5 separate regions of the Mus musculus genome follow, and regions 1, 2, 3 and 5 are each linked to region 4. The links are chromatin loops, found by intact Hi-C in ENCODE. Cell type or tissue: left cerebral cortex. All regions are shown on one strand. Region 1 holds the start of Letm1 (leucine zipper-EF-hand containing transmembrane protein 1). Region 2 holds the start of Tmem129 (transmembrane protein 129). Region 3 overlaps Gm52782. Region 4 holds the start of Nelfa (negative elongation factor complex member A, Whsc2). Region 5 holds the start of Nat8l (N-acetyltransferase 8-like).

Region 1 (5,000 bases), 150 kb after region 4:
TCTTATGGAGGCATTTCCTCAACTGAAGCTCCTTTCTCTGTGATAACTCCAGCTGTGTCAAGTTGACACAAAACTAGCCAGTACACCTCCCTCCTGGAAACCCCCTATCCTATCCTCCCTCCTCCTGCTTCTATGAGGGTGTTCCTCTACCCACCCATCCGCCTCCACCTCCCTGTCTTTCATTCCCCTATACTGGGGCATCTATAAAGCCTTCCTAGGACCAAGGACCTCTCCTCCCATTGATGCATGACAAGGCCATCCTCTGCTACATATTCAGCTAGAGCCATGTGTACTCCTCTGTTGATGGCTTAGTCCCTGGGAGTTCTGGGGTGGGGGTCTGGTTGGTTGATATTGTTGTTCTTCCTTGCAAACCCCTTCAACTCCTTCAGTCCCTTCTCTAACTCCTCTATTGGGGACCCTGTGCTCCATCCAATGGTTGGCTGTGAACATCTGCCTCTGTATTTGTAAGGCTCTGGCAGGGTCTCTCAGGAAACAGCCATATCAGGCTCCTTTCAGCATGCACTTCTTGGCATCCACAATAGTGTTTGGATTTGGTAACTGTGTATGGGATGAATCCCCAGGTGAGACAGTTTCTGGGTGGCCTTTCCTTCAGTCTCTGCTCAACACTTTCATCTCCATATTTGCTCCTATGAGTATTTTGTTCTCCTTCTAAGAAGGACTGAAACACCCATACTTTGGTCTTCCTTCTTATTGAGCTTCATGTGATCTGTGAATTATATCCTGGTTATTTGGAGCTTTTGGGCTAATATCCACTTATCAGCAACTGCATATCATGTGTGTTCTTTTTCAATTTGGTTACCTCACTCAGGATGATATTTTCTAGTTCTATCCATTTGCCTAAGAATTTCACGAATTCATTGTTTTGGAGTTTTTGTTTGTTTGTTTGGTTGGTTGGTTGGTTTTTTGTTTTTGTTTTTTTGTTTTTTTGAGGCGGTTTCTCTGTGTAGCCCTGGTTGACCTGGAACTCAGAAATCTGCCTGCCTCTGCCTCCCAAATGATGGGATTAAAGGCGTGCACCACCAGTGCCCGGTGAATTCATTGTTTTTAATAGCTGAGTAGTACTCCATTGTGTAAATGTACCACATTTTCTGTATCCATTCCTCTGTTGAGAACATCTGGGTTCTTTCCAGCTCCTGGCTATTATAAATAAGGCTGCTATGAACATAGTGGAGCATGTGTCCTTATTGCATGTTGGATCATCTTCTGGGTATATGACCAGGAGTGGTATAGCTGGGTCCTCAGGTAGTACTATGTCCAATTTTCTGAGGAACTGCCAAACTGATTTCCAGAGTGGTTGTACAAACTTGCAATTCCACCAGCAATGGAGGAGTGTTCCTCTTTCTCCACACCCTCACCAGCATCTGCTGTCACCTGAGGTTTTGATCTTATCCATTCTGACTGGTGTAAGGTGGAATCTCAGGGTTGTTTTGATTTGCATTTCCCTGATGATTAAGGATGTTGAACATTTCTTTAGGTGCTTCTCAGCCATTCGGTATTCCTCAGTTGTCATTACTACTTTGGCTTGGCTTTGCTTTCCTCCTCCTCCTCCTCTTTGGTCAGGCAAGTGTTCTTATTGGTGGAAGTTTCTCAGCTTGGCTAAGAAACTTCAGTTCTTTGGTTTAGGTCATCAGCCCTTTCAGGGAATCCCTACACTTGACTTAATTCTGTATCTGATGCCCACAATGTACATTACCGTGTGCACAAGAGAGGTTCCAAACGTCTTAGGAGATTCTCTGCCACCTGAGTCCTGAGATAGGGATTCTGGCCTACACTGGCCCAGCTTTTAGGTTCTGATTCAGAAAATGACCAGATAGGTTACTTCTTCCCAATGGGCTGTGCTGGGATACTAGTGAAGCGTCCTCGCTGGGAGCCAGCTGGAATTAGGACTTGAGCACCTGTTCATCAGAAAAAAAAAAAATGCATTAACCTCATACTGAAGATCTTCACCTACTATTCTGAGTTCACTCCCACAGGAACGTAGAAGGAACGGAAAAGGCATTCCACAAAGGCAGGAGGTGGAAAGCAGTGAGGGAAGTCTCCAGGAACGGTCTGGTGTCCCTGGGTCGGGATACAGATCTGTGGAGAGGGTGGCTGCTCTGGAGCACCAGAGTGTGTATAGTCCTGGGTTTCCACAATCCTGAAGCCTGCCATTCCAGCCACCACCCTTTAAAGAAGAGGATGCTGCCAGGTCTATTTTGGAGTGGGCAGGGGTGGCTGTGAGCTACCATAGAGGGGACCTGCCAGGAGTGCAGCCCACTACTAAGGTTGCTCGTCCTGACGCGAAGCAAGGAGGTGGGACCAATTAACAGCCTCGCAGAGTTATGTTCCCTACCCACCACCCTTCCTTAAAGTCCCATGAGCCATCTGCTATGGGCTAGTATAATATAGGGCTTAGTAGTTATGAAAATAGATGCCAGTTCTTTTGCCGCCTCTGTGCCCGCAGCCCCAAATCAGAAGCTAGGCACTGCTAAGATGCAAGAGGAACTCCAGATAGATCTGAGCTCATCAAGAAAACCCAAGACTCGGCGCACGCTGGGACTTGTAGTCGGGAGAGGCAAGCCTCCCGGATGCACGCTGGGCCTTGTAGTCTGTTGGGCGGGCTCGCCCCTCACCTGGCCAGGGCGGGTGCCGCAGGGCCAATGGGAGCCGTGCCGGCCAGGCCTGTTCCGCCCCGCGCCTACGGACGTTTGTGCCGGGACATGGCCGCTGCGGATGCCGGGTCCTTGAGCTGAGCGCTTGCTGCCGGAGCCAACCTCTGCCGTCAACCGTCCGCGCGGGCTGGGCCCAGGCGCCGGGACGGCCAAGATCCGCCGAGGAAGCTGAGGCAGCTATAGAACGCCGCCGCGGCGGGCGCATGGCGTCCATCTTGCTCAGGAGCTGCCGGGGCCGGGGGCCTGCCCGCCTCGCGCCACCTCGGGCCGCCTCCCCGCGGGGTAAGCTGGTGCTGCGCAAACGACCTGTTGTGGGCGACCGGGAGCCAGCGCGGGACGCCCCCTTCCGTGCCCCGAGGCAGCGCGGCAATGACAAGCACCGGGCCGCTCTGAGCCGCTTGTGCTGGACAGCTTCCTGTGACCTTAGTTGCCCAGGTCGCCGCAGGTCACTGCTGCCGACCGAGGCGCTGAGAAAGTTCCTTAGGGCCGTGGCTTCCCTGCCGCTCCCCTCGAAGATGAATCGAGCCCTGTCCTGCCCTTTGGCCAGTTCAGGCTTGGAAGCCAGAACTCTGGGACAAGGAGATTGGGTTGTGGTTGATGCCAGCTTAGTGGGCCACTCCCTGGGGTGGGGTGGCTGATGACCGTGCTTTCCAAGGAAACTTATATGTGTCCTATTTGTAAGGTTGAAACAGCCTGTGAGAGTGGGACCCAAGACCTTATGGTTTCTTGGTAGAAGTACAGTTCTTGTCACCTTAACAGTATTGGAGAGTCGGGTATGGTGTGGAGCCAGGCATGGGGGCACACACCTTTACCCCCAGCACCCTGGAAACAGAGGCATGTGAATCTCTGAACTCCAGACCATTTAAAATTTCAGGCCAGGCAGGGCACAAGATCCAGTCTTAAAAACAAACAGCAAAACCAGTTAGGATGCGTGGAAAGAGCAGAGTGTCCCTGGGTTTGGTGTGGTTTTTCAAGCTGTCTCTGCTATAAGCGCTGTCTACCTGTTGACTTGTTCAGGATACCATAATGTACTTCTGCCTTTTCTTATTTCTCTGGCATGTTTATGGCTTTCAAATTAGTTGATATTGTGTGTGTGTGTTATTATTCCAGGCACAAGAATGTTTTCTTTAGTTAACCCAGTTCCCTTGGAACAAAAATGCTGCTTCCCTGACAGTGGTTAGACTCCTGTCAGCTGGTTAGATGTGGAACAATAGAGCATTACTGGGTAGCAAGCCCCTGCTCTCCCTGTAATGATGTGCCCAGAGCCAACAGGCACAGGATGGACATCCTGACTTTTTAGTCTTAGAGGATAAATTGAGGCCAACTTTGTATCAAAGTGTTCTTTATTCTTGAGTACTTACCTTCTTCTTCACTTTTGTGTGACATACTTTATTCTGATTTTCTCGTTATATTTTTCCATGGCACCACATTACATTTGTCCTTTTGGCTCTTCAAGTTGTAACCGTTTCTCAGGTTATGTTTGCTTTCCATGACCTTGACAGTTTTGAGGAGTGCTTAGGTCAGGTGTGTTGTAAGATTTCTCTTTTGGTGTTCTGCTGATGGGTTCCTGGAGAGGTTTTAAGTGTGCCTTGCTCATCTCATGAAGCCAAGGCCCCACAGCTACTCTTGTTGATGTTGAGTTGACCTGGTTCCCCAGCGGAAGTGTGCTTGCCAAGTGTCCACCCTGAAGATCCTTTCCTTTCCCCTTTCTGTGCTGTTCTTGGTGAGAGGAAGACACTTGGTATGTGGAAGCGGGATTGAATGATCCTGGGGTGTGTGGGAGAGCATCCAGTCTAGAGGCTACCATGCCATATTGTAAACCTGTTAGGACTAGTCAAGGCTCAGGTAGGCAAAAGAGGACTGGCTTGGAGTGAGACAAGTTCCTGCAGCTTTTGACAGCTGCGAGGTGCACTCGACCTGGAGGCTTTGCATGAATGCCAGGGGAAGGACATTGCTTGGGAAGAAGTAAAGGTCTCCTGGAAGCCAGGAGTAAATCAGAAAATTAGGCAAAGACGTTTAGTCTTTCTCCCTGGGTCTGACACTCCTAAAGCTTTGGGAGTGATAGATATCAATGGGTTTGTTACTCATAAGGAGCTCTTTCTACCTGCCTGAGAAGAGAAGTGGGGCCTCCAGAGAGGCGGGGAGTAGAGAGTGGTCAGTGGGCCCGAGGAAAGAATACTGCAAAAAGAACCTGCCTTGTTCAGGTCTCTCCTGGTCATATCCCATGTCTCCTCTGACTACTCACTTGTGTCCTTTGTGATAAACTGACTTTGCTGGGTCCTGTGAATTGTTCTAGCAAATTATCAAAACCAAGAGTATTTTAACCCT
Region 2 (5,000 bases), 280 kb after region 4:
AGCCTTGAGGAAATGAGGGAGAGGGACAGAACCAGAGGTTCCCTTAGCAAAAGAGAGGTAGACTAGGTTGCTCAGCAAGGTACACAGGTCATAAAGTAGAGAAAACAAATCAAGAGCAATGTTTAGGATTTTTTTCCCAGAAAGCATGAGGAAAGGGCACTGAAATGGATGTGGAATTTACAAGCATAGGCCTCTGGGCTGTACAGCCTCAGGTGAAGTCTTTCAGGCAAGAAAGCAGAACAATCGGTTCAGCTTTTGCTTCGGATGGGATGAGGGTTGGAGGTGTGTGTGAAGGGGAGGTCAAAGGTTGACAGGAGGTGTTTTCTTCAATTGTTCTCCACCTTGTTAGACTAACTGACCCAGGAGCTCACCAATTCAGCAAGACAATCTGGCCAGGGAGCTCCAGGGATCCTCCAGTCTGCCTTCCCAGTGCTAGGATTACAAATGGGTGCAGCCACACCACACAATTTAGGTGGGTGCTGAGGATCTGACGTCAAGTCCTCATGCTCATTTGTCAAGCACAATACTGTCTGAGCCATGTCCCCAGCTCCTGGAGGGAGTTCCTGGAGACAAAAATTGACAAGCCAGATTTGGGTTCTGTCTTAGTCAGGGTTTCTATTCCTGCACAAACATCATGACCAAGAAGCAAGTTGGGGAGGAAAGGGTTTATTCGGCTTACACTTTCATACTGCTGTTCATCACCAAGGAAGTCAGGACTGGAACTCAAGCAGGTCAGAAAGCAGGAGCTGATGCAGAGGCCATGGTGCAACAGCAGCAACAAAACTTCCCTATGTTCCCTGCCCCACCTCTAGTCACTCCTGCACCAAGAAGACATCAGAACCTGTACTGGCTAGTTTTGTGTCAACTTGACACAGCTGGAGTTATCACAGACAAAGGAGCTTCAGTTGAGGAAATACCTCCATGAGATCCAACTGTAAGGCATTTTCTCAATTAGTGATCAAGGGGGAAAGGGGGAAAGTGTTCATTACTGGCTTGCTTCCCCTGGCTTGCTCAGCCTGCTCTCTTATAGAACCCAAGACTACCAGCCCAGAGATGGTCCCACCCACAAGGGGCCTTTCCTCTTGTTCTGATGTCTTCATGGTGCAGGAGTGACTAGGGGTGGGGCAGGGAACATAGGAAGTTTTGTTGCTGCTGCTGCACCTGTCCTTCTGAGAACAAGTATGGGGTCAAATCACCTATGGGAGATGATAAAGCTCAAGTTGACTGATGGTCTCTGAGGTGAAGTTTGAAGGTTGAAGGAGAAAGAAACATCTCCCACCTCGAACAGTGCATGGACAGAAGTGTACAATCAAGCGATCATGACTGGAAATATGCATTGCTGAACCAAATTGTATAGGTATAGGCATGAGGTCATTCTGGTAGCTAAAGTTGAGGAAAAAGGCCTTAGCCTTAAAGGACTCTGTTCAGAGAAGGATGCAATAGAGAAGGGAAACTTATCAGGACCATCTGGAGTTGGAAAGAAAGCGTTTCCAAGAGAAGCCATTTATTTTGAAGTTGTGGTCAGGCTGTACGGAAGGAGGACTTAGAGGCACAGACCCAGGAACAAGAAATATCCCTGGGTTCAGGAAGACAGACGACAGACAGAATAGTTTCGCAGAAAAGATGGAGTAAGAGACTTGGGGCGACGGATGTCCCTGGCTCTGAGACGCGATTCTCCTACACGACACGCTCGACCAGAACAGGAACCAGCACGGCCTCTTTGGAGGCCATCAACTGGGTCAGACCGAGATCACTGGCAGGCCGGCCTGCAAAGCCCAGCCCACGGGCAGGTTCCTGTCCTGCCTAGGAGGCTAGGTGCATCCCCTGAGTTTAGAACAGAGGAGGCTGGAGTGAGGGGTGGGTCCTCAACAAAGGGAGAGAGCGAAGCTGCGGAAGACAGGAACGGTAACTCAGCTCGCAGGAATCAAGTTCCGTGGGGCTGATCCCCACCCTGCGCCCGAGGGAAATAAAAAATCGCCGTTTCCCTTACCTGACTACGGTTGCCAAGCCCTGGGCCCGCGCGGACGCCCACCGCAAGGGAGGAGCGCCGTGCCCGCTTCGCGCTAAGAAAACGGAGCAGGAGAAACCCAGCCGAAGGAACCCCAACAAGGTCCGCTCTCGCAGTCCCGGAACGTCGTCCGCTACGCCCGCCCCAGATTCAAATACCGAAAGTTGGCGTTCCACAGCCAATCAGCGCGTTGGAGAAGAGGCTTCCGTAGAGCCACCTGTGGCCAATTGCAAGCCATACTGGTCCCGCCCTTCTTGCGCAGGGAGTTCCGCTTCCGGGACTGAGGGCACAGTGGGAGCGTTGGGGCGTATGGGAACTGTGGTCTAGCATCGGGGGCCGAGAGGGCTTGTTGGTAGCCAGTGACTGTGAGAGCCATCATGGCCCAGAAAATCTCATGGTCGGCCGCGAATGCGGTTGGAAACCAGTTCGCCCTGGCTCGGTTTTTCTCAGCTGTTAAATGGACCCAGTTGCAGTGTCTCCTCCGAGCTGTTTGTAAGGGAGAAGTTGAACCCTTACGGGGGGTGTCTGGGCGGCTCACAGCTTGTGGGTCAGCGTAGGGTCCGAGAACTCCCCACTCAGAATGCCGGGGGCGGCCTCGCGAGACTCTGACTCCCAGGGTGCCCTTCGGGTCAACCCAACAGGGAAATTGTCTCCCACAGTGCCCCGCGGGCAGCCTGAGGAGGGGACTCCATTTCCTAGAATGCTTTGCGGGTGCCTGGACAGGAGGCGCTCAGATTCGCAGGATGCCCCGCCAGTAGCCGGACTTGGACTCCGTTTCCCAGAGTGCCCCGCGGGCGATCTGACGGCGGTGGCTGCGGCAACAAACCAACTGTCCAGAACTGGACTCTCCTGCCTCTGCACGGCCCAGTGAGCGGTGGCGGGATGGACAGCCCTGAGGTGACCTTCACGTTGGCCTACCTGGTCTTCGCAGTGTGCTTCGTGTTCACGCCCAACGAGTTCTACTCGGCCGGGCTCACAGTGCAGAATCTGTTGTCGGGCTGGCTGGGCAGCGAGGACGCCGCCTTCGTACCTTACCACCTTCGCCGCACTTCCGCCACACTACTGTGTCACTCACTGCTGCCGTTAGGTGAGCCTCCTGTGTGCCGGCCGGTGGTTGGCGCTTAACCGGGCGCTTGGAGACTCCAAGGGTGAGGAACTGGAGCAGAAGCCGGTCAAGATCATGAACAAGCAAGCGGGATCTCTGCAGCCCTGGCTGTGAGCTGAGCGCTCTAGAGCACCATACGCTCTTCCAGTTGGGAGGCGGCGGCCCTGGCGCTGTCCTGCGAGTGGTGCTCGGGTGGGGCTAAGCTCCAGTCTTTGACATCACTGCGGCTGGAGTGCAGAATCGTTCAGCCTGCTTGCTATGTTGGACGATTTCTATAGGAAAGAGCTCCTGTTGATTTCATTACAACAGGGGTTGGAGAGATCCCAGGGGAAGGTGGGTGTAAGAAGAGCAGGCAGAGATGAAGACGGTCAAGGTTGGGAATGTTAATGGAGCGTTTCCTTTGCCGGGCTAGGTCTATGGCCCTGTCCAAGGCCATGGTATGTGGTGCCCCAAGTGCTAGTGGGACCTCGGAGAGGCCCATCTGTTGGCTGATTGGAGGAAAGGTTGGGGAAACTGCTGGAATATAGCAGTGATTGAAGTCTGGGATCCAGATGAAGGAGACCTTTGGAAGCTACAGGGACAGGGAAAGATAGATCTGGGAGAACACATGTCTGCTTGTCTGTCATACTTGCAGCTCTGGGCACAGGAATGATTGGTGTGAAGCAGCTGCTTAGGCTCCAGAGAGGCAGAGGCAGGTGTGGTAATAGAAACACTCAGATCTGTTTTGAGAAGAAGGAGGGTGGAGAGGACTCCTTTGGAGAACTGGAGATGGAGTTGGCATGGTCATGTAGTTTGGTTTGGAGACCTAGTTAGTACACTGCAAGGCATATCAAGAGTGTGGGGCTCTAAGGCAGGACTCCTGACCAAGGGCTGTCCAGTGGGCACTCCCATACCAGAACAAGGAACCCAAAGTTAATAAGCACAAGTCACTCAGGGAGGTCATATTGAGAGCAGACAGACGGTGGAGCTGTCTTCTGTTGCTACATAACAAGTTATTTTAACATGTAGTGAATTGGCTAGAAGTAAACAGTTACTATTGTTTTTTGCAGATTGGAGCCTGCTCAAACAGTACCTTACCATCTGCAGATCATTTTGATGTTCAAGTTGCTCCCTGTTGGGTTAACAGGGCTCTGAAACTGGTTTCTCTGTTCTAGCAAGGTGCCCTATCACTGGGTACTTGCTCATTTTCTTGTTCAGTGTCCCAGCTTTGAGATGGGCTATGTTGGCTCTGCCTCCTCAGAGGAGGCAAAATTGAGATACCAAGATACAGCCCAAAGAACTGTCTCAAGTAGGCCAGTGGTCAGTTTATGTAAAGTCGTTTCCTTTTGGTTTTCTAGGAAATTTTTGTTTATTTGTTTGTTTTTCTTTGTGTATCCATGGCTGTCCCAGAACTAGATCAGTAGATGAGGCTGGCCTCAGATCCACCTGCCTCTGCCTCCTGAGTGCTGGGATAGAAAGCATGAATCACCACTAACCAGCAGCTTTGATTTTATTTGATTTCTACTTGGCTTTGTCTGTGAAGTTATAGTAGTAAATTGCAAATACTTTCCTCTAATATGAGGTACCATTGCTCTGGCTAAGAGCTGAGGCAGGCCTGCTGTGGAGGTGAAGGGGTAAAAGCAACGTGTCCTGGGAGCTAATCATGCCCTAGGTTACCAAGACAAGGCTCAGGGCTGGCAACAGAAAGGAAATAGCTCTTCCCTTCCCCAAGCACAGGGAGAGCGCTGTGGTGTTCAGATGGGTTACCATGGGAGGAGGAGAGCCCCCAGCATCCAGGTCTTCCCCTGAGATGTCTTTTCTTCTGCAGGCTACTACATGGGCATGTGCTTTGCAGCCTCAGAAAAGCAGCTCTACTCCCCAGGTCAGGCCCCAGAAGCCTGGCAACTC
Region 3 (5,000 bases), 120 kb after region 4:
GTGCTATTACTTGGTAAGGAAACTCAATCCCTACAGCTCATATTGGACACTTTAACTAGCATTTCCTATCTTTTCACCAGCACATCTTAGTCTAATTCCATCTACATTCATGTTTTACACTGAATTGTCAAAACTGTAAAAAAAGGAAGTAACTAATTAGTTCCCATTCTGCCGTGTGAGTAAACCTTTTTAAAGCCTGAGTACTTCTTGGAAGGATGTCTGAATAGATGAAAAGCTAGACTCCTTCCTTAAGGAACCCACAGGGTCTCTAATGCCTGACTCACTCTGCAGTTCTGACTTAAGTCTTCTTTTGGTTCCTCACATTTCTGCAGGCAGTGGCTTAACAGCCCTGTATAGCGTGGTTGCACAAAAATAACCTAGTACTCTCACTTGTAGTCTTACTGTTTTTCTCTTTGTCCCTACAAACTTCGAGTTATGCCAGTTTATAACATTACAATGAATATATCACATCTGTGAACACATGAGAATTGTCCATTACTTTTTTAAAAATTCACTATATGCTGACTCTTAGAATCAGAGGCCAAAAGAGGAGGATTTTTGTTCTGAATATGTAAGAGTCATTCACAAAAGCTTACAGAAATTGGCAAGCAAATATTAAGTCCACACACTTTGAGCCATCAAACCAAAAATGAAGGCTGCTGGGCAGAGAAGAAAATGGAAGGAAAGAAAAGGAAATGACTCAAAGTAAGCGAATGTACAAAGTGTGAATCCTCTCCATCTCTAGCCAACAGTTATGATTTGAACTCAGGGTGCTGGGGAATGGGAGAACACACAGAAAGAGCTGTGTTTACAGAACCTGCTCTCTCCATGCTACTTTCTGTATTTGTGTGTGTGTGTGTGTGTGTGTGTGTGTATTACATCGACTTAAGTACCAGAACTTAAAACATGGAAAATATGCCAGTTAAAAGTCTCAGCTTCCTAAGTGAGATGTTTCCTAACTTTCTATAGTGATATCTTATTTCAAATACATAAAATAGAATTAACATCCACACACGATCTTAGAATTAAGTCAATGTCTTTAAAAGTCAAGGCCTTCAAAGTCTTGAATTAAACTGGCAGTACTTAGGAACTTCTCTAACCTAATTCTGAACTCCCGCTGGTCTCTTTACAGGGTCCGTTATAAAATACACACCCCTCCAATTATCTACCTGAAAATGATTCCCGTCAGACCATCCGATTTCATACCGTTTCGTCGTCAATGTCAAACCACGTCCTGAGCTGAGAAGGAAGAAAAGCTCAATGTTGCGACGGGTCCTATGCAACAACCTCATCCATTTTCTTCTCACCGAAACTCAAACCGAACATCTTTTAAATGCCGAGATTTAAAACCAAGGCAGTAGCCAGCCGCTTGGTCGTCACGGTCCGGCTCGCCGCGCCCTGCGCCTTCTAGGCTGAGAGCTGCATCCCAGGCGAGGGAGCGCGCCCTGTGAGGCGCGGCCACAGCCCCGGGCGGGTCCGCGGGTCCAGCCTGCCTCGTCTCCACCTGCGAGGCCCGGCAAGGGCCGGCGACCGCGGCGCCGCGCTGACCAACGGCCGGCGTCCCAAGTGTCAACGCCGGACGCTTCCGCACACAAAAAGCGCCCCTCGGTCCACCCGGCCGCCCCTCCCACCGTGCCACCCGGCCCCGCGCCCTGCGCCGCACAAAGACTTGCTCGGCCCGCCGGGCGCCGCGGGAACAAAGGCGGCCGCCCGCCGGCCGGGCACAGGTGCAGCCCCGGCCAGCGGGCCCAACATGGCCGCGCGCCCGCCGCCCCGTTAGCCGTCGCTGGCCGTGCGCGTCCGACCGGCGCTTCAGGCCCCGTTTTCCCAGCCTTCCGATCCTCCACCCTCGCCTCAGGCCGCGCGTCCTCCTCCGGCCTGTCCCCGGCGCCCGGCCCTCAGCCCCTCAAGCCTCCCCCTCAGCCCTCGGGCCTCGATCTCCCGGCCTCCCGGCCCGGCCTCCCTTCCCCAGCCAGCGGTTAGTTCCCGCGGCGGTTGGCCGGCGGCCCCAGTGACCTACGCTGCAACGCATCCTCCGGCTGCTGTCCGGCAGCGGCTGTCCGGCGACGGCAGCGGCGGCGACAGCGGACGCGAGGCCGCGGAGGGCAGGGAGGCAGGAGGGGGCGGCGGCGGCGGCAGCGGCGGGCGCAGCGCGGCCAGGCCGAGGCTCTCCGCGCGCGGCGCCGACCCCGCCCCCGCGCCTCCCGCCCGCCGCCGCAGCCGCCGGGGCCGCCGCCGCCCCCAGAAGCCGCGGGAAAAGTGCGCTTTGCTGATTGGCTGCCGCCTCAAGTCGCCCGCGGACCGGGCTTTTCAAATCCGCGCCGGGGCCGCGCGCGGAGAGCGGCAGGCGGCGGGCGACAGGGCGCGCGTGGTAGGCAGCGATCCCGAGCGCGGGTGTTGGGGAGCTCGGCGCGCGCCCGCTCCGCTCGCCTCCCGCTCCCGCTCCCGCTGCTCGAGCGGCGCGCGGGCGGCGGCCAGCTCCGCAACCACGGCGAGCCACGGCGCGGTGACGTCACGCCCGCCGCCCAATCGCCGCGCGCGGCCCCGGAGCCCGGCGTGGGCGCGGACGCGGGCACACGGCCTCGGGCAGAAGAAGAGCGCGGGAGGCCGCGGCCCCGCCCAGCGTCCCGGCCTCGAGCTCCAGCGGCTGGCGGGAGCAGCTCGTGGCGCGCCGGAGCCTGCTCGCCTCCCTGCGTGGACAGCTGGACACGGCGGCTTGGAGTCGTCTGCGGGCGGGGCGCGCGTCACTGGTAGCGTTCGCTGGGCGCTCCAGGTTCTGAGACGCCCGGTCGGGCGGGCTGTCAACAGCCCAGGAGAATCACTTGTCAAAGATGAACCGCTTGGTGTCCTGGGAAGGCATCGGGAGGCAGAGTCTCCGGAGATGCGCTAGCTGCTACGGCGGGCGGATCAGAACGCAGCCCCAGCGAGTCGGGGGTAGCTTGCGTGCTTTGCGAAAGCGCGTGCGCGTGGCGCAGAGTCGGAGAAGTGTGATTAGAGACGGGAGAAGGGCGGTGGTCCTGGGAGGTCCCAGTTGCTCTTTATGAGTTAAGTCTCTAACCTTTCAGGAGGCCAGAAATCTGGGCTTTATCTCCTGGAGTTTTCTAGATTAAGCCAGCCACAGAGTGTTCTCAGCCCCCTGAGGACAGCCCCCAGAAGCATCGGAGCATAGGACTGAGGCAGGCTCCCTTTCGGACCACTGACTGCTTGTTGCCCACTGCTCCCTGCTGTCAGCGCTGTGCCTGCCACTGCTTACTGTTGTCAGGTTCAGTGGTGTCCAGACTCCAACTCTGGGTGCTGACCTAGGACTCAGCCCCATCCCTTTGCTGTATTACTAAGGACACTTAGCTTTTCACAGCCCACAGACCTCTACCCCTATTCCTCGGAATGTTCCTAGTCTAGTGCTTTGGATCGAAAGGGGTGAGAAAAAAAAAAAAAAAAAACCTTCAAGCCCAGGCATTGTCCATGAAGGCCTGAAACCCTGAGACTCTTAAGTCCAGGAAAGGCCTGGGGGCAGGATTGCAGAGATGAGCTGGAGCAGACTCAACTGCTTGATACTATCGGGCCAGCCGAAGGCACACTGGCTCCAGAATACTTTCCATCCACACACTATGGTGAGTCAGGCAGGATGTGTGTTACACTGAGATGCTTAGCCAGTGCTTACCACGTGCTCCTGGAACAAACTCCTCTCACAGTCGGGAATAAGTCTCCTCTCTGTCTCACTAGGCCCACTGCCTTATTCCCTCCCCAGCACCTTTCAGATCCCTGCAGCATGTGTGAGATACCATGTAGCTTACTTAATGCCAGATCTGTTTTCCAGAAAACCCTGCAGTTCTGTAAGGAGCGTGTATTTGAATTTTCCTGGATGGTATTTGGCGCTGTTCTCTTCCTGTTCTCTCTGAGCTTTCATAAGCCCACTTCCGTACACAACCTCACCCAGGGGCTCCTGACTATTATGTTCTAGTACTCCCAGGCAGAAAAGGGGCCTGGATGGGACTCCATAGGTAGAATCCTGAGGAGAAAGCAATTCATCCACTAAGGTTTGCATACTTCTCACAGCAGGCTCCCAGACCATCCAAGTCAAGATTTTCAGTCTATAGGTCACTGTTTAGATGCTCTGGCAGTCTCGGAGTTCTGAGACTATCAGAGGAGATACTCTCTTGGAGAGAATTTGGCGGGACTCAAATCCCAGGTGGACCCTGAGTGGAACAGCAACAGCACAGCTAACTTCTCTTTGGTCTCTCCAAGGCTTGTCCCTTCTCTAAAGACTCCACATTCGAGCTGTATTTTCCTGCCTGGAGCCTGGAGTCCTGAAAAAGCTCAGTCTGCTCTTCTGCTGCTCCATGTGTCCACTTGTCTGCCTGCTTCTCCAGGCCTCATGGAACTTTGTAAAAGCTGCTGCCAAAGATAGGCCCAGGCCCCTTCGTCAAAAAAAAAAAAAAAAAAAAAAAAAAAAAAAAAAAAAAAAAAAAAAAAAACCTGAGACCCCCTACTATGCCTAGGGTCCCCTAGGGGCCAGGCTCATTGCTGTTTCCATGGAGATGTGTGCACTCTGACCCCAGTCTTTCTCTGTCCCAGGCCAAATAAAGAGGGCTTCCAAGTGGAAATGCAGCTTGGGCTGCCCCTCCTCCCATGCCCTAGGTGGCCCCGGTCTCCAAAGAGGGGCTTGGGGAAAGGCCCGGAACCAAGGCAGAACCACGAAGGACCTCCTACTCCCAAACTCCCCAGAACCGGTCATTCTGCTTTCCAAACCCAAGAGTGACTTCCCCAGGCCTCCAGCTGAGGTCCCACCCAGGCAAAGGCCACTGGAATTCCCTAGGAATGATCTTGGATTCTTGGGCAGCACTGCAAGGCTTTTCTATTTACCTAGGGTCCCTATCAGATAAAAACTACACAGGACAAAGATGTGGTTAAGAACCCTCTTCTCACAAGCCCTGACTCAGAGGCCTAAGGTATCTGTCACTGGGGTCCAGTTGTTACTTCCAGGTACAAACCACCAGCCC
Region 4 (5,000 bases):
CACTCGGAAGCACTTCAGATATACCAGCAGTCCAGTTTGGTAGTTAGGATAGCAAACATGAATCAGCAGTGGTGGCACTACCTACCTAGTGGAAGCAGCCAGGCAGGAGGGACCCCAAGGGAAACCAGAAGTACTTGGCTGTGCCTCTCATAGGGAAGTGAAGATCACTGAAGACACGAGACCACAAAACAGCCAGCTTTATAAGCCAAGCTCCACCCCCCACCATGCCCTATAACTGTCGGTCCAGGCCTATTTATATCCTCCAAACATCACGTGGCTGGCATATGCCTTGCCTTAGCATATTCATCTGTCTCAGCTGACATCACTCTGCCAATCAGCCCAAGTCCACTGAAGCAGCAAGAAACTGCAGCATATCACTTGACATTTTTTTGGTGCATTTCTGTCTATGGAATCCAACAAATGCAGATCAACACATGGATTTTGTTATCAAAGAATCCTCATCACGTGTCCTTTCACATGCTTGCCTTAGCAGAACACCCTTTCTCCAGTGTCTGCTTCAGCCAAATGTTCCTTCATGAGTCTGCCTTAATCTTTCACCCGTGTCCACTTCAGGAAAACACTCCTTCAGATGTATACCCCAGCAAAACACCATCCAGCATAACTGAATTTCCAAAGAACCCTCAAGTTTCCACTTCATTTTTGTAGACAGGCTTCCTTCATGTAGCCTTGGCTGTCCTGGGACTTTTTCTGTAGACCTGTCTTGCCTCAAACCTTACTGACTCTGCCTCCTGAGTGCTAGGATTAAAGATGTGTACCACCACACCTGGCAATTATGTGTAGTGGCAATTTTCAGAATTCTGATATTTTGCTTTCTTTAAAAAACACAGAAATATTATGTTTTTGTCTTAATATTAAGTGTGGGGATATGGGGCTGCTTTGTAGCAGCTGACTGATTAGCAGAGCCATGGTTTTGCCAGCTGCAGATAGTTTCTGTGTTTGTGTGGCATTTGAAATTCTGGGAATTTTTCAGAGGGTATATAAATGCTAGAGCCCTGATAAGTGGAGTTGGTGATTGTTAGCCATTGGGAGCAGGGGGAGGGGATTGTGGTTTGTTAGTAGCGGTGCTCAAAGAAGAAACTAGATTCAGGGATCTCTCTCTCTCTCCTCCTCCTCTATCCTTCCTTCTCTATCTAATGATAGAGGGTGAAATGGATGGGAGGATGAAGGGTGGGAAAAAGAACCCACAAAGTAGCAAAAACCTACTTCAAGGATGAGCAACATTTTTTTTTTCCAAGACAGGGTTTCTCTGTGTAGCCCTGGATGTCCTGGAATTCACTCTGTAGACCCGGCTGGCCTCGAACTCAGAAATCCACCTACCTCTTCATCCCAAGTGCTGGGATTAAAGGTGTGTGCCACCACCACCAGGCAAGTCTGAGTAACTTAAAGTGTCAGGAAAGACCACTCCACTACAGCTGTCACCAAATGCTGGATACCTGAGGCTCCCAGTCCCTTGAATCAGGCAATTCCACAGTCTCTTCTGTCAATAGTTGTTAATATAACCATGGGAAGTGGCCTAGTGAGTCTTATGCCTTTCCAAGTTTCCTCAGGCTTGTACATTTAATTACCATGCTAAGTCTTAAGAGCTGCTCTCCCCTCTTCATGAAATATTTCAATTAGGAGAAAACAATTTACATTTAGTTATATATTTTCATTCTGTGGCTCAAAATGGACTCAAACCCTCCTATCTGAGCTCAAATTCCAGGAATTACAGACATGAACCACCACTCCCAGGATACTTAGTGTTTTAAGAGATTCGTTTCACTATTTTGCACAGGATGGCCTCTACCTCCTCGGCCCAACCGATCCTTTTCAATCTCCTAAATATCTGTGACCAGAGTCGTGCCCTACTGCCACTTTTGCTGACACTGCCTTGTGAGTGGCCTAGGGCTTTAATCCCAGTACTTGGGAGGCAGAGGTAAGTGGATCTCGGAATTTGAGGCCAGCTTGGTCTACAGAGTGAGTTCGAAGGATGGACAGAACTACACTGTCAAGTTCTGATAAAGAGAGACACTACAGGGTGAATTTAGGCTTCTCAGCAGCTGTGGAGGATCAGCCTTTGAAAGACCGTACTCTGAACTACTTTGCAATTGCCCTGATGATTAACCACAGCCATCGCGACCACATAACCATGGGAAATGGCCTAGTGACATCCCCGACACGGAACGGACCTGTATGCGGACCTGAGGCAGCACTGTATGCAGGACGGGCAAGGGCCATTCAAGACTGTCTGTGGAGAACGAGCCCAGCGCGCTCTCCGGACTCCTTCCAATGAGCCGCACACCGGGAAACCAAACTGTTGCGCCTCACTGCGGTACTCTGAGCGGAACATCTCGACGACACACGGATGCGACTCAAATGGCTACGGCATTGCCCGGCGCCCTAGTAGGTGCCGCCATCATGCGTTACGGAAACCCAGAGTTCTTTTCGCGGAGACTCACCGCCCACTCCCTGTTCTTGCGCCTCGGCTCGAAGCCTCCAGAAGGCGGGGCCATTTGCAGTTGCACTCGAGACCCCGCCCCGCGCCAACGGGTGCCGCCATGTTGGGGGTCCTCGCCGGGGACACGTAGGCGTCCGCGTAAGATGCCGGCCGACGCGCGCTGCCGCCGCCAAGATGGCTTCCATGAGGGAGAGTGACACCGGCCTGTGGCTGCACAACAAGCTGGGCGCCACGGACGAGCTGTGGGCGCCACCCAGCATCGCGTCCCTGCTCACCGCCGCGGTCATCGATAACATCCGCCTCTGCTTCCACCGCCTCTCCTCGGCCGTGAAGCTCAAGCTACTGCTCGGGACGCTGCATCTCCCGCGCCGCACCGTGGACGAGGTGAGGACGCGGGCCAGCCTCTCTCCGGCCGGAGCACCGCTCCTGCCTCCCGCCGGCTCCGGCGCCGCACCTTGCCCTTCTCCCGCCGGCCGCGCGCAGCTCCGTTTTGGCGCCGTTAGCCCCTACACCTTAGTACTTCCAGCCGCTGGGCGCTGTCGCGTTCGGGGGTCGTGGGGCCATGGCCACAACAGCCAGGCCCGCCCCTTCCGCAGTGCTGGATGCTTCAGCTCCGAAGCTACTCTTGGTTCGGGGCTGTTAGTGCAACTTTCCATGTGACTGCTGACCTTAATTTTGTTGCTTTTGCCTTACCAAATATCAGTCGGCTTGCGTTCATCTCTATTCTGTGGCGTTTTGTTTTGTTTTTGTTTTTTGAGACAGGGTTTCTCTGTATAGCTCTGGCTGTCCTGGAACTCACATTGTAGACCAGGCTGGCCTTGAACTCAGAAATCCGCCTGCCTCTGCCTCCTGGGATTAAAGGCGTGCGCCACCACGCCCGGCTATTCTGTGGCTTCTTTTCAGTGTACTCTTGTTCCACATTGCATCTCTCTAACTTATACTATGCTTTGCAAATACATACGCAAATAATATATGTATAGTTTCACTGTGTAGCCCAGGTTGATCTCATACTTGGTATCCTCCAGTCTCAATCTCTGGAGGTCTGGGCCACTACATCTGATAGCAGCTAAAAACACCGAGTTACCTTAGTTTTTAAACATTTCCAGTTATTGTATTATTTTTATATCATTAATTTTTATTGCTGCACTATACCATATACACAAAACTGCATATTTATTCGGTTTAAAAAATACTGAGAGCTAGCTAAATGACTCCTGTTATCTCCACACATGAAAACAAGGCTGGTCCCTCCAAAGCACCTCCATTCCTCTTTCCTGCAGGAGGCTTTTTTTTTTTTTTTTTGGTTTTATTTTGGCAGGGTTATCAATCGTGTGTGCATTCCTAGCACACACGAGTATTTGGGGTTTGCCTCATTTGAATTTAATACGGCAACAGGTTTCCACGTTATATTCATTTTCCGTGTGGTGTGGGTGTGTCTTCTGTTGGTAAACACCTGGACAGATTCATCCAAGTTGTTGCAGACAGTTTGATTTACTCCGAATTATGGGGTTCCATTCTTCAAGCAGACAGCAAATGGACGATTAGGTTGTGGCTGGTTTTTCTCATTCATTTTGTGTGTGTGTGTGTGTGTGTTTGTGTTTTTCTGTTTCATGTTTGTTCTGTTGTGACTGATACAATACATGTTCATGTGAACTCTAGAAGTAACATTGGAGGTGACAGTAGGATTATACCAGGTGGCCTTTCAAAATGGTTTTATTGAATTATACTCACTAAAACAAGTAGGTCAGGTATTTAGATATTAGTAGGATTGTTTGGTTGAACTTTGTACTATTTGCTTGTTCTGCTGCTTAGCTTTCTTTTTGTGTGTGAGTTACCCATTTTGACCCGGATTGTCTTTTCTTTTCCTGACTTGTTGCTTTGGAGGAATACTCTTTAATTGGTGCTCACCACTGTCCTAGTTCCCAGCTATGGCTTAGCTTTCTGAATGGCCTTGTTCAGGAAGTACTCCATTTTTGAGGTGAGGTGCCTGTGGTCTCCATGTGTCTGTCTGTCTGTCTGTCTGTTTCTCAGTGTGAAGCTGAGTTCAGTTTTACAGGTGGCTGTGATGGTCCAGCACCACCTGCAAATGGTTAGCTTTTCCGCCCTGCTGCTCCTGCCTTCTTTTTTTTTTTTTTTTTTTTTTTTGAGTCATTTGTGTGTCTTGCTGATAACCAGCCAAGCTACTTACTGTCCCTTTAGTGTGTTTTGATGTGTGACACACAGGGCAAACCCTTCACTTAATCTTCAGGAATGGCTTCAGCTTTTTTTGCAGCCCCTGGCACTTCTGTCTGTCAGTCTGTGTCTTAGTGTATGTGTATCATTTTCGTGTTTACATGTTCATTTATGTGTGAGGCCAGAGTTGCAGCTTAGGTGTCTACCTCTGTGGTTCTGCATCTTTTATTATGAGACAGTTTCTCAGTGAATCTGGAGCTAACCTTTTGGCTAGACCGGCCAGCCAGCATAGCCCTGGGCTGCCCCTGTCTCCATCTCTAGTACTGTATGTACCCACTGAGCAAGACTTTTTATGTGACTATGGCAATCT
Region 5 (5,000 bases), 61 kb before region 4:
CCGTCAGAATTCCTCCCATCCAAACTCCTTGTTCTCGCTCTCTCCCTTCTTGTAGGGGCTGGCTAGCCTGGTGTCAGGCTCATTGTCCAGTAGAGGCTGGGTTAACCCTATAAACCCAGCAGATGTCCAAGGATTAGCAAGAGCTGCCACACTCTAACCCCTGAGGGCACATGACAGGAACTTCTGACCACACCCATCTATCTACTCAAGCTATCTACCGAAACCCGCTTCAGCCATTTCCCACCTTCTCTTCCCAAGCAGAGGCAGGTAGGTAGAGGACCCTGCAGAGGACAGGAAGCTGTATTTGAATGTGGGTAAGGGCCAAGGAAAACAGCAGGCACCAAGGCCAGCTAAACAGGGCATTGGGGTACAAGATGGGATGGCTGGGGAGAAGCTGGCAGAAAACTATAGCTGGCAAGGCTAAGAAGGCTGCCCTTCCTTGAAATAGACCTGGTTCTTTCTGGCCAGCCCCCTGTGTCATCCCCTCACACCTTAAAATGTCTCTCCTCTGGCTCCCACAACCCAGCCTGCTTCATGGCCTGCCTCAGAGAGACCAACCAGTCTCCAGCTCCTGGAGACCAGAGTCCCAGACCCTCATTCTACAGAAAGCCTTGGGGTCTGGGATAATACCTTGTGGTTCACTACTCTAGTCAGGAGACCGGGTAAGGCCTGGGCTCCTGCTCAATCTTCTGCTCCCTGGGACATCTCCTGTGTCACCCAGGATTCCTCCACCCTGAGCACTCTCGGCTGGCTCAAGATCCAGCCAGGACTTCACCCCATAACAGACAAACAAACGGCAGGTAGCAAGAAAAGGTGTCCAACAGAGGACACAGTGGAGCCAGGCCACCAAGGGAAGGACTTCTTTCTGGCTCTCCCCTGCTGACACGCCACCCTTAGCTAGAAGCCTCAGTCATTCAGAAGACTCAGAACACCAGGATCCCACAGCTTAGGCCCTCTTGTGCCTGAAGGGGAAGAGGGAGGGAGTAGGCAGAGTTGGAGAATTCCAGAACTCACCAGGTGGCTTCATGTAGTACTGCTCAATGTCAGCCATGTCCGTGTGCAGCGCACACTCCAGGTAGGCCAGAATCACCTTGCGGCTGTAGTAGTAGCGCAGGGCCAGGAGCCCGGCCGGCACCAGGCATGTCAGCAGCAGTGAGCGGGTCACAGCAAAACAGAGGGCTGCAGGCAAGGGGGCACAGGTGAGGTGGCAGGTGCAGAGAGGCACGCGGCCAGGCTGGACATGGGTAGGTCCCACGGCACCCGGAGTCCAAACCACCTTGGTAAATCAGTGCTTAGGGGTGCTCCCCACCAGGGACTGTTTCTCTGTGTAGGAGTCATGGCCGCAGTCCCTCTCTACGCTTCCTCATTTCCAAGCTCTCTGGCGTAAACACCTGCTACCTTCACAACCTGAAACAAAGGTCCACAATACAGCCTAGGCCAGACCAGTGCTGGTCAGCCCTTGGTTCCCCCAGTTTCCAAAGGGTCTCTTGCCTACTCCACCTAGCCTGGTGCTAAGTCAAAGAGCTGGACAGAGACACCAGGACACTGCCTATGCAAGCAGGTCATCCTGCGCCGGGCTGAGAAGGCACCCAACTAGAGCCCTCCCTGGGCAGCTTCAGAGCCCACTAGGCTGTCAGAGTCGGGCGACAAGCACCACACCGTTTCCAACTTCATTTGTGCTGTGGAGGAGGAAAAAAACGCACAAGAGCAAAAGTTGTCTCCTCCGAATGACCTTGGGTGAGTCGCCTCAAGCTCCTCATCTGCAGAATGGGATGGCATGGAATGGGAGGGGGTGTGCTTCAGACAGCAGAGGGTATCCTCCCTGTATCCCTGGCTCTGGCGAACAGTCTCCCTGGCTCCCCGCGGAGCTGGCTGTCTTCCCGTCATAAATTAGCACTTGAGCCTCAGGCGGCCTCCCCCGCCCAAAGATTATATATATAGTTGTCGCGCCGGGCCGCAGCTGCAGCGCTACCTGCCCTGTCACGCCGCCCCCACCCGGGATGCCCCGCGACGGAAAGAACGGGCGCCGCGGACTGAGTTGCCAACCCTGTGTTTCCCAGTCCGCAGCGCCCTGCACTCAGCCCGCGCTGGTTCCCACGCCCGGCCCAGGAGCCTTGGCCGAAAGCCCGGAGCGCTGCGCCGCTGGTGCAAGCGGGTCTCCTCCCAACCGGTCCAGCGTACCGACGCGGCACCGGGGCTCCGAGATGGGAACCCAGAAGGAAGGCAAAGAGAGTCAAGCGCGACGGTCCCCGGAGGGGTCCGCTGGACCCGCTGGAGCCGGGCCGGTGCGGGACTGCCGCAGCCCCGCCGGCCCCCCGCCCCCCGCGGCGCACTGACCGGCCAGCAGGGCGTAGAGCAGTTGGGTGCGCGGGTGCTGCCGCAGGCCGCGGAAAGCCGTGTTGGGGATGCGCTCCAAGATGCCGTCGTAGAAGATGCGGCGCGCCGCCTCCTGCTCGGCTGCGCGGAACTCGCGGATGCACACGCCGCGCCCCTCCGGCGGCCCCGCGCCCCCGGTGCCTCCGTGGGGCTGGGGACCTGCCGCGGGTGGGGGTGCGGCGGCCGGCCCGGGCGCGGCGGGCAGCGGGGGCCACATGGCTCCGGCGGCGACGAGCAGCGCGTCCTTCTTGGCCCCCGGCAGTGCCTCATGGTCCTCCGTAGCCACGATCTTCGTCTCGCAGACCATGTCGGGAGGCCCACAATGCATGCACCCGGCCGGGCGGCGCAGCGCGAGGACGCGAGCCGGCGGCAGCGGGCAGAGCCCGAGCCCAGGGCAAGGGCGCGGCGCCCTCGGACCCGCGGCGGCAGCGGCGGCGGCAGCGGCTCAGGGGCGCAGGGCGGAGGCGGCGGGCGGCCGGGGCGCGCGCAGGGAGCTGCGCCGCATTTTGGAGAAGTATTTATAATGCAGCGGCGCCGGTGCAGTCGCGGCGCCCGGGGTCCCGCAGGGTCCTAGCGTCCACTGCATTGGCTGCCGAGGGTCACCATGTGATCTCGGGGGTGGGAGCAGACGCCGCCTCTGCGCCCGCCCGATGGCACACTTGGGCTGCGTGGCTGGCGGACCGCGGGAGCACGGAGGGGCCGAACGGAGAGCGTGCGAGGAAGTGGTCCTCAGTGAACGACAGCAGGGACAGGGTGCTCAGAGAGGCGCTGCGTAAGGGGCTTGAGGCTCGCCAGGAGGTCGGAGAGTGATGGACGCCTCCTACCCCGCCCCTGAGCTCCCGCAAAGCTGCCGCTGCGCTCGGACCTGCGTTCCTGCAGCAAAGCGTCCTCTTCTTCCGCGGCCGCTGGCAGTAATCACGGAAGTGTCTCCATCTCCCACCCCTTTGTCTGTACGCGGCGCCCGGCCGAAGTCCTCGTGAGGGGCCCCGTGTTCCTTTGGCAGGCGCCCTCCGAGCCCGCGGCCGGGGCCGAACGGACTGAGAGAGTGAGGACGCGGCTGAAATGTGGTTTGATGCACGCGCTGCCTGACAGCCGAACCCCACCCCACTCCAATCTGACACCCGACCGTTCCCGGCAGCGGACCTGCGGAATTGCAGGACCCCTCCCGGCTCGGCCCCCGCCTTCCGCGGTCCGCGCATGCGCCCCGTGGCCTTGGTGCAGGTGCAGCGGGGGCTCGCTTCAGAGCCGCGGTCTCACAGTCCCCCGGAGCAAGACGTGCAGACGCAGCAGACAGGGCGCGCATGGAGTGGGGAATGCGTAGTGGCATATCCACTTTCCTAGGTCACGGGAATGGGCACCCCCAAAGCCGAATCATCCTCGTGCTCGCGGAGACCCTCTCCGGGCCGGAGGACCCTCAGTCTGCGTTATGCCGCACCATTGTTGGAGCCAGCAGAACGGCTAAGGTCACCTAGAGACTGAAGGGGCCTGTCTCGCAAATGGAACCTGGGAGTAGGGTAATCAAACAGCCAGGGTTGTCAGCACAAGGGGACTGAGAAGGAGAGGGTCAGGCTAGAGAGGATTTTCCTCACTGTTTTCGAGACACGGGGGCGGGGGAGTGGGACTTATCTGGGTCCCAGAGGCGACCTTCCTGGACACTGATGCTAAATCTCTCAATATTTCAAAGGAACTCACTGATAGTATCTGAACAGGCCGGGGCACCGACTAGCCACATTGACTTCTCCTGAGTCCCGAGGTTGGCTGGGTGGTCTGCAGGACCAGTGCCGGCCTGTAAGGGCTGAGGACAGTCAGGCAGAAGGGCCCCGAGGAAAGTGAGGCTGAGCATTGAGGACCCATCTGGTGGAGCCAAGAAGTTCTGACTCAGGACCCTAGGTTTGCGGGTCACTGAAGCCTGTAAGCCTTAGAAGCAACAAAATGGTCCGGTGCCTATAGGGTATCTCTCCACACCCCTGACCAGAGTTGCTCCTTCGTCTTTCTGCACCTCCGGGCCTAGGGGATTTGCAAGACTCACATCAGCGCGACCAGAATCCCCCTCAGTTCTGCAGAGCACCCATTCCCTGGTCTGCCTAACCATTCCTTCCATTGCCCCGGTCCTCCTATAATCATTTGCCCACCCCGCCCCCGCCCCCATGGCCATGATGGTGGCCTGCGCTATAACCAACACATCGGAACCGTCTGAAAGCGTGAAGGGGCCAAGACTGGAGCCCAGGGTCTTGGAGACTTAAAGATACTACCCTAGGAGTTGCGCAGACAGCAGGACAATCCATGGCCCTGTTTAGCCCTGTTCCTCCTTCCTGTCGTGGGGCGCCCTCTGCCGTTCTCCCTTAGGCCATTCCTGGGTGGCATCAAGGTCCTCTTTAATAAAGCAGCAGCCTAGAGCCACTCTACCTCTCCCGAGCTCCCCACGATGGCTTACACACTCCTCTGCCTGGGTGTGTAGGAAGACTCAGGAGACCCAGCTTGGCTTCCTCACATCCTGCAGCTGAATGCACCTTCCAGGAGCCTAGAAGTGCCTGCCTACAGCCTGGCAGGGGTAAAGACGTCTATCAAGATTTCAGAGACAGAGTGGGGACGGGTGCCCTGGACCCTACACCTGAACATTCATG

What was found. Peaks named below come from ENCODE experiments on the same cell type or tissue, not always from the same donor. Only the 100,000 strongest peaks of a DNase experiment are listed, where the experiment ranks them.
Region 1: a loop joins it to region 4, with 3 times the contacts of the local background. A loop is called at or near these places in 6 of 42 quality-filtered maps.
Region 2: it touches region 4 in a loop (3-fold over the local background); 10 of 42 quality-filtered maps call a loop at or near these places.
Region 3: it touches region 4 in a loop (6-fold over the local background); 10 of 42 quality-filtered maps call a loop at or near these places.
Region 5: it touches region 4 in a loop (9-fold over the local background); 3 of 42 quality-filtered maps call a loop at or near these places.

Annotation. Positions count from the first base shown.
Region 1 is chr5:33,780,428-33,785,427 of GRCm38, reverse strand. Letm1 (leucine zipper-EF-hand containing transmembrane protein 1) reads left to right here and starts at 2,711. Exons shown (of 14, transcript NM_019694.2): 1 at 2,711-2,954. The coding sequence starts at 2,876. In left cerebral cortex, a CTCF peak has its summit at 2,947; a DNase peak (open chromatin) is centred at 2,615; H3K4me3 peaks cover 2,001 bases; H3K27ac peaks cover 1,439 bases.
Region 2 is chr5:33,655,718-33,660,717 of GRCm38, reverse strand. Tmem129 (transmembrane protein 129) reads left to right here and starts at 2,741. Exons shown (of 4, transcript NM_026698.3): 1 at 2,741-3,095; 2 at 4,921-5,000. The coding sequence starts at 2,891. Tacc3 (transforming, acidic coiled-coil containing protein 3) reads right to left here and starts at 2,590. Exons shown (of 15, transcript NM_001040435.3): 1 at 1,991-2,590. In left cerebral cortex, a CTCF peak has its summit at 2,130; DNase peaks (open chromatin) are centred at 2,294 and 2,692; H3K4me3 peaks cover 2,623 bases; H3K27ac peaks cover 1,626 bases.
Region 3 is chr5:33,817,898-33,822,897 of GRCm38, reverse strand. Gm52782 reads left to right here. Exons shown (of 2, transcript XM_030254959.1): 2 at 1,412-2,034. The coding sequence ends at 1,780. It also overlaps a transcript of Nsd2 not described here. Among named protein-coding and RNA genes, the nearest start is that of Gm52782, 5.6 kb to the left of the region's middle. In left cerebral cortex, CTCF peaks have their summits at 2,327 and 2,867; DNase peaks (open chromatin) are centred at 2,392, 2,885, 3,202, 3,641 and 2 more places; H3K4me3 peaks cover 2,807 bases; H3K27ac peaks cover 1,926 bases.
Region 4 is chr5:33,933,868-33,938,867 of GRCm38, reverse strand. Nelfa (negative elongation factor complex member A, Whsc2) reads left to right here and starts at 2,597. Exons shown (of 11, transcript NM_011914.3): 1 at 2,597-2,842. The coding sequence starts at 2,633. In left cerebral cortex, no CTCF peak of the experiment used is centred here; DNase peaks (open chromatin) are centred at 224 and 2,461; H3K4me3 peaks cover 2,331 bases; H3K27ac peaks cover 1,256 bases.
Region 5 is chr5:33,994,548-33,999,547 of GRCm38, reverse strand. It overlaps Nat8l (N-acetyltransferase 8-like), which reads right to left and starts at 3,564. Exons shown (of 3, transcript NM_001001985.3): 1 at 2,338-3,564; 2 at 1,015-1,179. The coding sequence starts at 2,704. In left cerebral cortex, CTCF peaks have their summits at 2,141, 2,342 and 4,717 (motif pointing left); DNase peaks (open chromatin) are centred at 2,983, 3,538, 4,057, 4,717 and 3 more places; H3K4me3 peaks cover 4,336 bases; H3K27ac peaks cover 3,043 bases.